3 separate regions of the Mus musculus genome follow, and regions 1 and 2 are each linked to region 3. Evidence: chromatin loops called from intact Hi-C (ENCODE). Cell type or tissue: heart. All regions are shown on one strand.

The links. Peaks named below come from ENCODE experiments on the same cell type or tissue, not always from the same donor. Only the 100,000 strongest peaks of a DNase experiment are listed, where the experiment ranks them.
Region 1: a loop joins it to region 3, with 2.3 times the contacts of the local background. A loop is called at or near these places in 8 of 42 quality-filtered maps.
Region 2: a loop joins it to region 3, with 2.1 times the contacts of the local background. A loop is called at or near these places in 7 of 42 quality-filtered maps.

What each region holds. Positions count from the first base shown.
Region 1 is chr4:124,712,326-124,717,325 of GRCm38, forward strand. It overlaps Sf3a3 (splicing factor 3a, subunit 3), which reads left to right and starts at 2,536. Exons shown (of 17, transcript NM_029157.3): 1 at 2,536-2,665; 2 at 2,944-2,991; 3 at 3,327-3,379; 4 at 3,485-3,590; 5 at 4,126-4,198. The coding sequence starts at 2,570. In heart, a CTCF peak has its summit at 2,353 (motif pointing right); a DNase peak (open chromatin) is centred at 2,446; H3K4me3 peaks cover 1,656 bases; H3K27ac peaks cover 1,309 bases.
Region 2 is chr4:124,848,274-124,853,273 of GRCm38, forward strand. Mtf1 (metal response element binding transcription factor 1) reads left to right here. Exons shown (of 11, transcript NM_008636.4): 11 at 1-1,527. It overlaps 1110065P20Rik (RIKEN cDNA 1110065P20 gene), which reads right to left and starts at 2,291. Exons shown (of 3, transcript NM_001347196.1): 1 at 2,249-2,291; 2 at 1,959-2,160; 3 at 1,212-1,689. The coding sequence starts at 2,283. The coding sequence ends at 1,594. Yrdc (yrdC domain containing (E.coli)) reads left to right here and starts at 2,486. Exons shown (of 5, transcript NM_153566.2): 1 at 2,486-2,893; 2 at 3,420-3,534; 3 at 3,627-3,746. The coding sequence starts at 2,502. In heart, a CTCF peak has its summit at 2,174; DNase peaks (open chromatin) are centred at 1,578, 2,478 and 3,018; H3K4me3 peaks cover 2,771 bases; H3K27ac peaks cover 2,406 bases.
Region 3 is chr4:125,056,825-125,061,824 of GRCm38, forward strand. Dnali1 (dynein, axonemal, light intermediate polypeptide 1) reads right to left here. Exons shown (of 6, transcript NM_175223.4): 4 at 2,633-2,811; 5 at 2,164-2,328. Among named protein-coding and RNA genes, the nearest start is that of Dnali1, 6.3 kb to the right of the region's middle. In heart, a CTCF peak has its summit at 2,449 (motif pointing left); a DNase peak (open chromatin) is centred at 2,427; H3K4me3 peaks cover 585 bases; H3K27ac peaks cover 955 bases.

The sequences.
Region 1 (5,000 bases), 340 kb before region 3:
TATATGTAAGTACACTGTAGCTGTCTTCAGACACACCAGAGGAGGGCATCAGATCTCATTATGGATGGTTGTGAGCCACCATGTGGTTGCTGGGATTTGAACTTAGGGCCTTTGGAAGAGCTGTCAAGTGCTCTTACCTGCTGAGCCATCTCTCCAGCCCTATTTTGTTTTTCTTAAAGACTTATGTTTATGTGTGTGACTGTTTTACCTGTGTATATGGATGTGCACCATGTGATGCTTGGTTCCTATGGAGGTCAGAAGAAGGCATCAGGTCCCCAGGAACTGGAGTCATGGATCATGGTAAGGTGACATGTGAGTGCTGAGAACCAGATATTCTTAGCCACTAAGCCATTACACCAGTCCCTTCCTTCTTTATGGAGTATGATGCTCTCATGGGTCCGTATAGCATTCCCTCACTGCTGAACAGTATTGTCTGACAACATGGTTATCCATTCACCCATGCATTGGGTGTGTATGTATGTAAAAGTGGATAGCGTGAGCAGCGTGGGGTGAGGGCGGGGCTGTTCATCCCTTGGATCTGGAGATACAAGTGGCTGTGAGCCACCGACTTGCATGCTGGGAACTGGATTCAGATCCTCTGGAAGAGCAGCAAACGCTCCTCACTGCTGAGCCAGCTCTCCAGTCCCAACTAATGGGCCCTTGGGTTATATAGAGATTTTGTGAATTGTGAATAACAGGAACACAGGGTCGGTGTTTTCCCTTCTCTGCCTAGAGTAGGAATGGAGTAGAGTCCCTTTTCTTTTTTCTTTTCTTTTTTGTTTTTTGGTTTTTTGAGACAGGGTTTCTCTGTATATCCCTGGCTGTCCTGGAACTCACTGCTGGGATTAAAGGCGTGCACCACGACCACCTGGCCAGAGTCCCTTGTGTTGATGCTGAAACCCAGTGCCTTGGAGTGTGTGTGTGTGTGTGTGTGTGTGTGTAAGTGTATGTGTATGTATGTTTGTGTGAATGTGTGTGTATATATGTGTGTGTGTATATATGTATGTGTGTGTATGTGTGTATATGTGTGTGTGAATGTGTGTGTGAATATGTGTGTGTATATATGTATGTGTGTGTATGTGTGTGTATATATATATGTGTGTGTGTATATATGTGTATATGTATGTGTGCATGTGTGTGTATATATGTATGTGTGTGTATGTGTGTGTGAATGTGTGTGTATGTATTGTATGTGTATGTATATATGTATGTGTGTATGTGTATGTTTGTATGTGTTTTGTTTGTTTGTTGTTTTGAGATAGAGTCTTATCACATAGCTCAGGCTGAACTTGAACTTGTTCTCCTCTTGCCTCCATCTCCTAAGCGCTAGGATCACGGGTGTGAGCCACTTTGCATTGCGCCGATGCCTCTTTCCTGGTGCATGCACTGTCACACACTTGTAATCCCAGCTCTCTATACTGATTCACTCTCTGCCCCTACTCTGTTTGTTTGTTTGTTTGTTTGTTTATGTTTCGTTTGGTTTGGTTTCATGAGACTGGATCTCTATGCAGCCCTGGCTGTCCTGGAACTCACTATGTAGACCAAACTGGCCTAGAACTCACAAAGATCTGTTTGCCTCCACCTTCTGCCTCTTCTGCCTCTGCTTCTTCCTCTTCCTCCTCTTTTAAGGAAAGGCAGTCTAGATTTCATTTTCTAAGCCATACAGTGGCTAGGTGTGGTGGCTCATACCTGTAATTCCAGCAAGTGGTAGGCGAAAAGCAGAAAAATAAAGAATTACATGGAATTGGGGCTGGTGAGATGGCTCAGTGGGTAAGAGCACCCGACTGCTCTTCTGAAGGTCGGAAGTTCAAATCCCAGCAACCACATGGTGGCTCACAACCACCCGTAATGAGATCCGATGCCCTCTTCTGGTGTGTCTGAAGACAGCTACAGTGTACTTTACATATAATAAATAAATAAATCTTTTAAAAAAAAAAGAATTACAGAGAATCAGAAGTTAACCTGTGCTGAACAGCAAGCATATCATTGCTTGAGTGTACCACGTTTTTCTTAAAGACTCCTCTGCCAATAAACAAAGGTTGTGTTCAAATATGTATGAGTTTTATTAAGAACAAACCCACCACCATCTCCACTTTACTGACAAACACACTAAAGTCCAGACAAGGGGAAAACATCACCAGAGGTCACACACTGAAAACTACTGCTGCTTCCAGTTCCCCTTTCCGTTCTGTATCCTTCAACTTATCCGTTCCTGCTAGTGTGTCCCTGCCGGCCCAGCTTTCTGCAGCAAGCCCCGGGCAAGCCAGCTGTCTCTCAACCTCAGCCTACAGGATTCTTGCAGGCTTCTTAGAGACAGCCAGCTTTCAACGCGGAGGCAGCGCTCCTTCAGACCCCCAGCCAGCAGGGGGAAGCGTAGCCACGGTCGCGGATAGCACCCGCTTGCTCTCTTCGTGGTGTTCCTTTTTTCTTGAGTCCCCCAAGACACTTCCGGGACACGCGGAACTTTGGTGCAGCCGGATGCTGCGCGCTGAGACGCTGGCTGAAAGGCGGCAGGCGGTGTTTCCGGCAGTGTTAGTGGTCCGCCTTGAAACGCCGTGGCCAAGGGAAAATGGAGACAATTTTAGAGCAGCAACGGCGCTATCATGAGGAGAAGGAACGGCTTATGGATGTTATGGCCAAAGAGATGCTTACGAAGAAGTCCACGGTGAGTGAGCCGTGGTCCGGGCCGCATCAGGAGGCGGGCCTGGGTCCTTTGCCGAGCCCTCGCGCTGTATTTGGCCTCGGAGCTTCTCTGCGCCCCATCCTCACCCTCCTCCTAAGCTGGCTCGGCACTCTGGCCTCGTTAACGTCCTCCGAGGGCCCCTCAATCTTCCTGCTTCAGCCCCTGGGACCTAAACCAATAAGCGCATCACCCCTCGGGTGCTCTTTCCAACTGCTAAACTCAAAGTAACAACGTATGTGTTACCGTTTGCCTTTCTGCAGCTTCGGGACCAGATCAATTCCGATCACCGCACTCGGGCCATGCAAGATGTGAGTGCGCCGCCGTCCGCTTCCCCTGGGGTCGGGCTGGGCGGGAAAAGTGCAGGCTGGGAAGGTTGAGTGGCCCTGCGTGATTTCTACCCCTGAGTTCTTAGACAAGCCCCTCTAGGGTACCTAATCAGATGTCCTATCTCTGCCTCCCAAGTGCTGGGATTAAAAGTGTATGCAACCACCTCGGGATCAAGCTGTCTCTTAAAAGTGGTGGAACTTTGAAGACCATGTATCTCATGAGTTTTCCTTGGGTTTTGCCAAGACATCCTTTCTTGTTTACTTAGCCCTGTGGTACAAATTTGCTTCATTCTGATGGCTTTGCGCTTCTGTTTCAGAGGTACATGGAGGTCAGTGGGAACCTGAGGGATTTGTATGATGATAAGGACGGGTAAGTGACGGTCACATCCCTTCTAACAATTAGTGCTTTTGAGGAGCCCTGGTGAGACCATGGGCTGTGTGCTTTATGCTCTTCGGGTTTGTTGATATCTTGCAGACTGCGGAAGGAGGAGCTCAATGCTATCTCAGGACCCAACGAGTTCGCTGAATTCTATAACAGACTCAAGCAGATAAAGGAATTCCATCGGAAGCACCCAAATGAGGTAAGGCCTCCCAACTTAGTGTCCTTAGACCTGGCCGTTAACAAAAGGGAAAGATGCAAAGGAAATGGAGCTATGCCATGTAGATGTCACTCCAAGAAAGAACGTGCCACTTCACTGCATGTTAAGTGACATCCTCTTGGCATCCCTCTGCAGTAAGAGAACACGGTGAAGCACTAGGGCTGCTTCACAAGAATGTCTCCTACTCAATATACTGTGCACCTAGCTCTGCCCTGAAATCTACCAACACAGTGGTGCTCTGTTCACTTGCAGAGGTCGTTACCCCTTCAGGATTCATGTCCAATGCCAGCTTTTTCGTAAAATATCTCTTGGACTGCCTCCTCCAAAGGAGCCCTTCCTTAGCATGCTGTGTTTTGTGCCAATCAATGTCTGCCCGGCTATGCAGCAAGGGAAGTGGAGAACACTAAGTAGGCAGCTCTGTACACTCAAGGTCAAAGCCAAAGCAAGTCTTAGAAGCCCAGGCCTGTGTGTGCCTGAGACATCGCCAGGCCCACCTGAACTCTTCTCCTTCCCTCAGATCTGTGTGCCAATGTCAGTGGAATTTGAGGAGCTGCTGAAGGCTCGAGAGAATCCAAGTGAAGAGGCACAAAGTAAGTAATGGTTACTGTTTCTTCCTGGGGCTTCAGGCCATTCTCAGCTATAGAGCTAGGACCTATGGCTTGGTTTTTTTTGTTTTGTTTTGTTTTTCAATCTGTTTTTATTTTGTCTGTGTGGGTAATTTGCCTGCATATATGTTTGTATACCGTGTGTGTGTGTGTGTGTGTGTGTGTGTGTGTGTGTGTGTGATGGCCTCAGGAAGCCAGGAGAGGGAATTGGATCCACTCCGACTGGAGTTACAAATGGTTTTGAGCTACCGTGTAGGGACTGGGACTCAAACTCAGGTGCTGTGCAAGAGCAGCCAGTATTTCTAAATGCTGAGCCACTTCTCTAGGTCCTAGAACGTCGTGTCTCTAAAAACAAATAAATAAAGGCTGATTGTGGTGGAGTATACATTTAATCTCAGCTCTCAGTAGTTCTCTGAGTTAAATAAATGCCAGACCTTTTATTTTTTTAATTGTATGGTGAGTTAACATCTTTTTTTTTTTTTTTAATTTGTTTATTTGTATCTGCATTGGTGTTTTGCCTACATGTATCTGTGTTTGAGGATGTCAGATCTCTGAGTGGAGTTACAGACAGTTGTGAACTGCCATGTGGGTGCTAAGAATTGATCCCAGGTCCTAATGAAGGCCACTCATTGCTCCTAACCATTGAGCTATCTCTCCAGCCCCATTTTTTTGTTTTGTTGTTTGTTTTGATGTGACAAGGTGTCTCTGTATAGCCCTGGAACTCACTCTATAGATCAGGTTGGCCTCGAATTCAGAGATGGCCTGCCTCTGCCTCTCTAGTGCAAGA
Region 2 (5,000 bases), 210 kb before region 3:
AGTGCAAGATTTTCACAGATGAAGTTTGCAAGTGGTTGTGCTGTGACACAGATGGGAAATTGTCCATCTCTCCTCTGAGGCAGAAGGGGATGAGCCATAAAACTGGATCATACATATTTCTGATTGGTCTGTTTCTTGCATATTCTTGGATCTTGTTTCTTATGCCCCTGCTCTTGGGGAGGTTGGTCATTAGCCCAGGCATCTCTCACTGTTCTGGCGGCTTGAGGGCTTCTCAGTCTGCGTTGAAAATGCAAGTTTAATTGGATCTGTCAAATTATATTATAGTACAACCTTTTTCTAGAACTGGCGTGTAAAAACCATACACTGCTCCTTGGTGGTGGCTCACTGGGACAAAAATAGGTGATAATGTCATGTCACTTTCTCAATTCAATGCAATTTCTACTTTTTTTTTTTTTAAACAGGTAATGTTTTCATAAAACTTTTTTCCACCAAAATCTGGGGTGTTTATTGTAGTATCCCCGTGTCCCTCGAGGTGCCAAGTCAGGGGCTTGCCCGCCCTTGCCGCGGGTGTTCTCAGGCTTCCCAAGGGCTGTGTGAGTCAACAGCCTGCATCTTTGGTTGTGCTTTGGAGAAAATGTCACTGAGGTTGGAGTCCCAGGTAGCTAGTCCCTTTTCCTGGGAATTCCCTGTTGCAGTTTGGGGAAGGTGGCTGGAAAACGGGCTTTTCTGGTTGCCTGGCTCAGATCTAGCCAGAAAAGGCCACAAACTCTTTTCTAACACAAACTAATCATTGGCCAGTGGTCTTGGTGACAAGTTTTTAAGTCCCAAATAGTTTTATTTGAATTATGTAAAAGTACCAAGTTTATTTTAAATGTAAAACATGGGAACAACGGACTTCCACTGAGCGATATGAAAACGTTACAGGTTCAGTACTTCCAAAGGAAGAAACCTCCAACCCCTAAAAAGAATAAATACGAATTTGTATTTTTGAAGAATGTGAAATAATAGTGTTTGCTTAATTGCTCATTTTGTATAAACTTAATATTGTACTTTAAAATATCTGCTATGAAGTGAAAATTTAACTTTTTGGAATTGAAAAAGCAATATTAAATACTAATGAAATCTTAATTAAATGCTTATTTAAATCTGGTAGTACATGTGGCATTACTTCCCATCCCTGTCCCTGGTTGACACTCTCTTCCCACTCCCAGCCATCAAGTCTTGGAGGGACAGAAAAGAAAGGTCAGTCACCAGGGTCTGCAGATTTCCTTTTAATCAAGACTCTGCTCAAGTGTTTTGTGGGGCTGAGAGCCCCCAAAGCATGAAATGAACATGTAATACCACCTGGAACCCCCAAAGCAGGCCAGACCACTCTGGCCAGCACTGCTGGCTTCCTGAATCCGAGTACTCAAGACTGGATGTTTGTTGGCTCCATTTCAAAGCACAGTACTGCCTTCAGCCAGGACGACGTGGGAGTGAACCCAGCTGCTAGTAGAGTTGCCATCCCAGGCTGAGGGCCAAGTACCAGCAACTGCCCGTGAAGACTGGCCCCTTTTAGTGAAGGGAGTTGGTCACAGTCCAGCCACTGGCCCTGGAAAGGGACAGAAGTCAGGGTGCCCGGCTAGGGTATGATCAAGACTCCGAGGCTCCATCGCCAGCATCCTTTGGAAGGCCACCTCTGGCCGATACAGATGGCTGGGGCGGCGCTCCAGACTTGGCTGAACCGTTCTAGTTGGAACAGAAAAGGGGGGAGGGGGGATGAGCCCGGAGGAAAGGCCTTAAGTTAGGCCCCACAAGAATAAGGCCACTTGGCATCTCGACAGTACCATGCTTTTTCAAAACCTCGCTCAGATCAAAGGAAGTTAAGCGGTGGGGATGCTCTTCCACCTGCCTCCTTTGGAGCGGGGTGGGGGTGGGGAGCGCGAGCTAGACCAGTGCAGTGAGTGGGAAGCGCCCACCTCCCCAGGTCCAGCCCGGAGAGGGCACTGGGCACTGACCCCGCCACCAGCCGGTTCTGGGCGCCGGCGGCCCAGCTGCCGCAGCATCTCCTCACAGGCGGCGATGGTGTCCAGAAGCTGCCGCTGCCGCTGCTCCACGGCGTCCAGCAGCTGCTGGGCGCGTTCATCTCGGGGCGGCTGCGGGGGTGGCCTCCCGCCGAGCCCCAACCCCGCCTTCCCACGGTCCACGCCGGCAGCCTCCCTGCCCGGGAGAGAGACGGCGTCAGGGCCCGGCGCTAGGCGGCGCGAGGTCGCGGCCCCAACCCACCGCCCCGCCGGCCCGCTCTCACCCCCGTGACCAGCCTGCGCCGGGACCCCACTCCATCGCCGCCCGTGCCACCCGCTCACCACCCCTCCGCAGTCCGCCCCCCGCGCCGCGCGAGGAGTCCGCTAAGCCGAGCCCCGCCCCGTCCCCACCGTTCTCCTTCAAGTCGCCTGGGGGTCGCGGTCCCTTTAAGCGGCCGGGAGCGGAGGCGGGGCCGAGCCTCGCGGGCCGGAAGTTGCGTCCGTGCGTCACTTCCTCCCGGAAGCGGCTCGGCACGGATGTCTACGGCGCGTCCGTGCGCGGGGCTGAGGGCCGCCGTGGCGGCCGGCATGGGGTTGAGCGACGGGCCGGCTAGTTCTGGCCGCGGCTGCCGCCTCCTACGCCCTCCTGAGCCCGCTCCGGCGCTGCCGGGGGCCCGGCTGCTGCGGCTTCCGGAGAGCGAGCCCGTGGAAGCCGCGAGCCCCGAGCGCTCCGGCTGGACCGAGGCGCTGCGGGCCGCCGTGGCCGAGCTGCGCGCCGGCGCCGTGGTGGCGGTCCCGACCGACACGCTCTACGGCCTGGCCTGCTCGGCGAGCAGCTCGGCGGCCCTGAGTTGCGTGTACCGCCTCAAAGGCCGCAGCGAGGCCAAGCCGCTGGCCGTGTGCCTGGGCCGCGTGGCCGACGTCTACAGGTGAGGCGGCCCCGCTGGGGGCGGCCCCGCGGGAGGGGTTTCCGGTGACAGCCTCGGGAGACCGCGGCGTCCGCCGAGCGCGGGAGGGGCTTGTCCTTGCTCCCCGAGGAGGAATCCGGAACTGGAGATTGGTCGGGAGCGCTGACGGCTCGCCAAGATCCGCTCTAGACAGTCGGTCGAGAAGCTGAGTTAGGCGAGCATGGCACTCTTCTCCCGGTGCCCTTGTGATGGGCGGAGGGGAGGCCCGTTTCGGGGTAACGCCTTCCAGATGATTAAACGGATTGAGATTGTATCCACGTGCCACGGCGCTGTGGTTTTGTCCCCCAAGACAGGCGGATAGACTTAAAGCCCAGGGTACTCTGTGGAGTCTGTCTTCTGCCAGAACTCCGAGGAAGAGGGAGTAGAGAGTCAGGTAGATCTCGTTCATTATACACGCGAAGGGGACCCCTCTCCAGCATCTGCCTTAAGTCCCCAGGAAAGGTCCATCAGGGTGATTTGGAGAGGATTTGTGCTCCTTTGCCTGCAGGTACTGTCAGGTGAGAGTACCTAGGGAGCTCCTGGAAGACCTGTTCCCAGGCCCTGTGACCCTGGTGATGGAGCGCTCCGAGGAGCTCAACAAAGACCTGAACCCCTTTACTCGTGTGAGTCAAGAGTTTTCCCTTTTCCTGCGATCTAAATCAGACGCTTGCAAGCCCTCGATGTCTTCCTCACGTTCTCTTTTCTTGCTTCCCAGCTTGTTGGCATCCGGATTCCTGACCATGCCTTCATGCTGGACTTGGCCCAGATGTTTGGGGGACCACTTGCACTCACTAGTGCCAACCTCAGCTCCCAGGCCAGTTCTCTGAGTGTTGAGGTGAGAATTGGCCCCAGCAGGTTAAACTGCTGTTTCCTTAAAATCAACAAGGCTAACACTGTAATGGGATTGCCTGGCAGAAATTTGGGCCTTTGGTGCATGGGTGAGAAGGTTACCCATTTGGTGTTGGTTAGAGGAGGGTATCCGAATGAATCTTGGAAGGGGGCAGGTGGTGTACTTGTAAGGCCAGGACAAGGAGGCTAGGGTAAGAAAATCTCAGTCAGCCTTAGTTATTTAGGGACACTTACTTTTTTTTAATGATTTATTTTTATTTTATGTACATTGCTGTTTTGCGCGCGCGCGCGTGTGTGTGTGTGTGTGTGTGTGTGTGTGTGTGTGTGTGTGTGTCTAGGTGATGGTGTCAGATCTCCCGACCATGGAGTTGGTGATGGTGTCAGATCTCCCGACCATGGAGTTGTAGACAGTTATGAGCTGCTGTGTAGGTGCTGGGAATTGAACCTTGGTCCTCTACAAGAGCAGTCAATGCTCTTGACTGCCGAGCCATCTCTTTGCCCCTGGGAGCTTTACTTATTTTTCTTTAGAAAGTGTTGGAATTGTTTTATCTTGATAGGCCAAGGGAGAGCAGGTGTGGTTTTTTGTATCGATGATAATAGAAAAGATGTCGGAGTGGTGGTGAGCATCTTTAATCCCAGCACTCAGGAGACAGAAGCAGTCTGATTGCGGAGTTCCAGGCCCTCTGAGTTTACAGAATGAGTTCATAGAGAGACTCTGTCTCAAAGAAAAAGAACAGATTATAGGAAATACAGACAGCTTTGTGAGGGAAGTGGTTGTCAGAGACTTGACAACCATGCTGAGAAAAATTTGGGGCTTTGAAACATTAGTTCGCTGTTCTGTCACATGGTCATTAAATGACAGTCCCAACTAATTGCCAGTTCTCTCTGAATTCTTTCTTTTTGGAGGGGGCATGTTTCTGTTTGGGACAGGATCCACTCTGTCTCCCAGGCTGGCCTAGAACTCACAGTCAGGACCCTTGGGCCTCCCCAGTTTTGCATCTGTACCAGCACACCTGGCCTCACCTAATTTTTGACTCCTGACCTTATTTTATTTTTGCCTGCCAGATAGGCCTGAGATAAGATCATTGTAATCCTGTGTTGGCTGTGTAGTTTAGGACAAATGAACAGGCAAAGGAGCTTTGTTCTGTTCTTCCAACACTTAACATTAGCTGCAGTAAAGTGCTGGGGTTTTCTATGCCAGACCTGGGGACATTGGAAATGTAGTATCTGCTTTAGTTGC
Region 3 (5,000 bases):
TAACTCAGTGTATTATAGCCCAGAAAGGGAAATGGAATAGAAGTTGTTGAAATAGTGGTTTTCCATAGCTCCTACTTTAAGCCTGAGTATGTCCACTAAGTTAAACATTTGGCTCTCTGGGTTAGTACATGGAGCTCTGCTGGAACCAGAAGTCTTAGAAAACAGCAAATTATCAGCCACTGTGACAACTTGACAGTCAATTAGAGGAAATTGCTACCAGTCAGTAGAGAAAGCTAGGAGACTGGGGGGTTATTTACTCTCTTCCTCTAGCTGCCAGCACGGTGATTTACATGGTGATACACACACCCTTAAGGTCTATCCTGCGCGGACAGACCCTTAAGGTCTATCCTGGCGACTGAAAACACTGTTTTCTTTGTAGTGCAGCTTTGAGCCAATAAAAGAACTTGCTTGTAAAGAACCCTTTGCCCTGGGGATTCCAGGGCTGCCTTTGGATGTTAGAAGGATGCTAAAGTATTCAGCTTTACTCTTGTTGGAACTAAGAAACCAGCTTTGGAATCTGCTGAGTGAGTCAACGGTTTCCATTGCCTGGGGAAGTCTCTAGCTTTGCTTCTGATAGACTCTTCAGCAACTATCGAAATCTCTCCACTGCTAATGGCTCATGCAAAGCCTTCCTTATCTCGAGCTCAGGAACTTTGGCTTTAAGTGAGGAAGGGAAGAGGGAGGTACCATATTTAGAAAGTGAAGCTCAACCCTCAACAAGCCTTGTTAAGCTGCACTATAGGGCACAAGCCCTGTAGCTTCTGCTCAGCATATCTGGGGTGGCCAATACTTGTTTATAAGCATTGTCCTGTAGCTTTTAATCCTATCAGTTGGGAGGCAGAGGCAGATGGATCTTTTGAGTTCAGGGTCAGCCTGGTCTACAGTTCCAGGACAGCCAGGGCTACACAGAGAAACCCTGTCTCAAAGGGGCGGGGGGCGGGGGGGGGGGGGTGGAGTTGCCCTGTGATAAGCAGTGGTACTTGTCCAGGGCTCAGCCTCTGCAGCCTGTAATCCCTTCTCTTTCCCATCTGGTCCTCTCCCAGGACCTCAGTTGGGCTGAGGAAAACCACCTATAGCTGGGTTCCTCTGTCATTCACCTAGGGAGCTTCCCCCACACACCTCCTCTCAAAAGCCTTCTCTGCTGCCACAGTGCATCAAGATGCCGGGGTTGGGGGGAGGGGTGGTGGGTAACATTCCTGTTGGAGCCTGCCGAGAGGACTCCCATGACCAGCTTGAGGGGACAGACACTATTGCATCCTCTCTGGTTATGATATCTTTTTCCCCGGAGGAAAATAGAGATTGGCAGGCACGAGACGGCATCACAGTGGAGAGGCAGGCTGAGGTACTTTTTATTGTTGAGAATAGGCCTCCTTCACAACTAAAGGCATAAAGAATGTAGAAAAGGAGCCACACCCTACCCTGGTCAGCCTCCCTTACTCCTTGGCAGTACAAGTGGGCCAACATTTAAAAGCCACGGGCACAGACTTGTAATCACCACTACTGGAATGGCAGAAGCAGAATTTCAAGTTCAAGGCCTCCCTGAGTTAGAGTGAATTCAAGGAAAGCCAGGGACACTTGGGTCCTGTTTCCAACTGAAAACTAAAAGGAGGGCTGGTGGGGGGTGGGGGGAGAGACTTTTGGGATAGCATTGGAAATGTAATTGAAGAAAATACGTAATAAAAAAAAAAGAAAAAAAGGAGGGTTGGAAAGATGGCTCAGCAGGTAAGAGTACCCATGGCTCTTGCAGAAGATCTGGGTTTGTTTCCTAGCACCCACGAGGTAGCTTACAACCATCCAGCAGTTCCAGGGGATACAACAAGCATAGCGTATGAGCAGCAGGCAAAACATTTGCATAGATTAAAAAAAAAAAAGCCTAAAAACTCTTTAAAAGAAAAGTGAAGGGGGGTGGGGGTGGGGGGGGGGAAGATGGCGCTTGGCTGTAATCCCAGAGGCTAAGAAGTAAGAATGTAAGCTACATGAGACCCTATCTCCAAAAATCTAAACAAGAAAAGGCAAAAGGAGGGCTGGAGATGGAGTTTAGGAGGATCATATCTGCCTAATGTTCTCTACGACATTGAATCTCCACTACTTCAAGCAAGTCACCGGTGGGAAACACTCTAGGTCTGGCCCCGTAGGCGGAGCCTGGCCCTGGGCCCCTTTTACCTTCAGTTGCTGGTTGGTCCGTTTCAGGAACTGGATCTCCTCGTTGTGCTTCTTCTCCTCCACCTGTCGCCTCTCACTCTCCCGCTTCTCGGTGGCCTCGCATTTCGCCTTCTGTTCATTCACTTGCCTCTCCAAGTCCCTCTTTTCTGTCTCCAATTCTGTAATCTGAAGATAGAATGGCCATCATCCTGGGACATCCCCAAGTGGATGAGCATTGTCAGAGGCTGGGCGAGGTAACTTGGGACAGGACAGTCCGACCTAAGGCAATGCCAGGGTGTGCACTGCCACCCAGTGGGAAGTCAGTGACTGACATGGAGTGTCCTTAGACAAGACCACTCCTCACTGGGGCCTTGCAGTATTAGTGTGGAGGACACCCTCAGGGCCAGAATTCAGGGTTACAAGGACAACTGCAGGCCTTGAGATTTACAGAAGCATCTGGGAGCCATGGAAACACCGTCATCCCACTCACTTTCCTCTCCATGTCTGACTTCCCCTGTTCGGCCTGCAGTGCCTTCCTCATGCCAAATGCCACGCTGCTCTCATACAGAGTCTGGTAGGCAGCGATGGTCATGTGGATCTCGTCCCGGACACGCAGCAACAGCAGCCCTCTCTCTGCGCAGTTGATGGTGACCTCCCGGATCAGTTCGTCTTCCAACATGCACACAGGGAGATAAAAGTCATTGGTGAGAGGGCATGCACTTTGTCTGTAGCAAGTCACCTTTGCTTGGGAAGGACTTGGGATATGTTCTCAGAGGCGTGGGTCTGTGGCAATGACAGCTGGTGAAGGTAGGACACCCTACACCCATGTAAAAAGGCAGGTGCAGTGGCACGCGGATGTAACCATAGCCCTGGGGAGGTGGAGACAAAGTTCCCTAGAGCTTGCTCATCAGCTAGTCTTGCTAAATCAGTGAGCTCCAGGTTCAGTGAAAGACCCTGTCTCAAAAAATAAGGTAGAGGGGCTGGAGAGATGACTCAGCAGTTAAGATTAGTGACTGCTTTTCCAGAAAATCCATGGTTGGCAGCTAACAACCGTCTGTGACTTCAGTTCCTCAGTATTCAATACGCATTTGGGTCTCCTCAAAACTGCACAGATGTCATACATAGGTTAAAAAAAACATCCACACGTATAAGGTTTTTTTGTTTTTGTTTTTGTTTTTTTTCTGTGTGTGTCTCAAAAGAAGAAATAGAGAATGATAGAGAAAGAGGCCTGACATTGACTTCTGGTCTCCACACTTGTGCACACATGTTCAAGCATACAGCACACACAAAAACCAAATATATGCTTTACAGGAAGGCACTATGAGACGGTGCTTTCTGTGACCCAGAGAACAGGCCACACAACCACTCCTCTTAGAAAAAGCACGTCAGCGAGCTTGGCATGGAGAGGGAGACAAGAACCTCAGGTTTGTTTGTGATAAATTGGTCCCCTTGCTTCCATGTTCAGGCACAAAGTAGATAGAGGACGAACTGGTATTCTCGAATGGTGGTGTTGAATAGTACTGCTGTTAAGTCCGGGAGTGGTGGCGCACACCTTTAATCCCAGCACTCTGGAGGCAGAGGCAGACAGATCTCTGAGTTCTAGGCCAGCCTGGTCTACAGAGTGAGTTCCAGGACAGCCAGGGCTACACAGAGAAACCCTGTCTGGGAGGTTGGGGGTGGGGGCTGCTGTTGGCTTGTTTGGGACTAAGAACAGCAGGGTCAAGAACTTGCTTCTCCCCCTTTATAAGTCTTCAAATTGGAGGGCAAACCACACTCATACTGAGCAGGCTAAAGCCACCTTGCTGGAGCTGAAGCTGCCTGAGAGATTGGGAGAGTTTGCAGTTGGGAGCCCATAGCATTAGGGCAGACATCGGTAGGCAGTGGGAACATCTTCAATTCTCATACAGACATCGGTACGCAGTGGGAACATCTTCAATTCTCATGCCGTCCAACTACAAACAGCAGCAGCATTTTTCTGGAGTGTGGACTGAGTATTATTGGATAGACATAGAGGTCATTATTAATTTTCTGATTAAAATATTAGCTCATTGGACTGGAGAGCTAGCTCCATGTTTAAGAGCACTGGCTAGTTTTCCAGAGGACCAGAGTTTGGTTCCTAGCATCCATGTCTATGGTAGTTCACAATTGCCTGTAACTCCAGCTCTAGGGTATCCAATGCCCTCTTCTGTCCTCCACAGGCATCTGCATACACAGAGCATGTGTGCATACACACACACACACACACACACACACACACTAAGAATAAAATAAATGGCCAGGCAGTGGTGATGCATACCTTTAATCCCAGCACTCGGGAGGCAGAGGCAGGCAGATTTCTGAGTTCGAAGCTAGCCTGGTCTACAGAGTGAGTTCCAGGACAGCCAGGGCTACACAGAGAAACCCTGTCTCAAAAAAAATGGTGTGAAAATATATTTTATTTTTGAGGTTTATAAAAATTATATCATTTTCCTTCCTCCAACGTCTCCCATGTACACCTCCCCCCAGTGTTTCAAATCCATAGACTCTGTTGTTGTTGTTGTTGTTGTTGTGTGTGTGTTTAGTAAAGATTTTGGTTTCTTTAAAAAAAAACACAGACATTTTATAAGAAGATGTTTTCGATCTAATTCCAGGTGTGGGGTATGAGGCTGCTTCAAGTTGTTCACCAGCTGACTATGATTTGCCTCATGCTCTAGCAGAGGCGTGGGTTTGTCAGCTGCAGGTAGTTTCTGTAACCGTGTGATATTTGGAATTCTGGGAACTTTTCATACATACTAGGGCCCCAAGATTCGGGGGTGAAGGTGGGTTGTTGGTTGTTTGCTGTTGGTTGTTATTAAGTAGTTGTGCACAAAAAAAGAAAC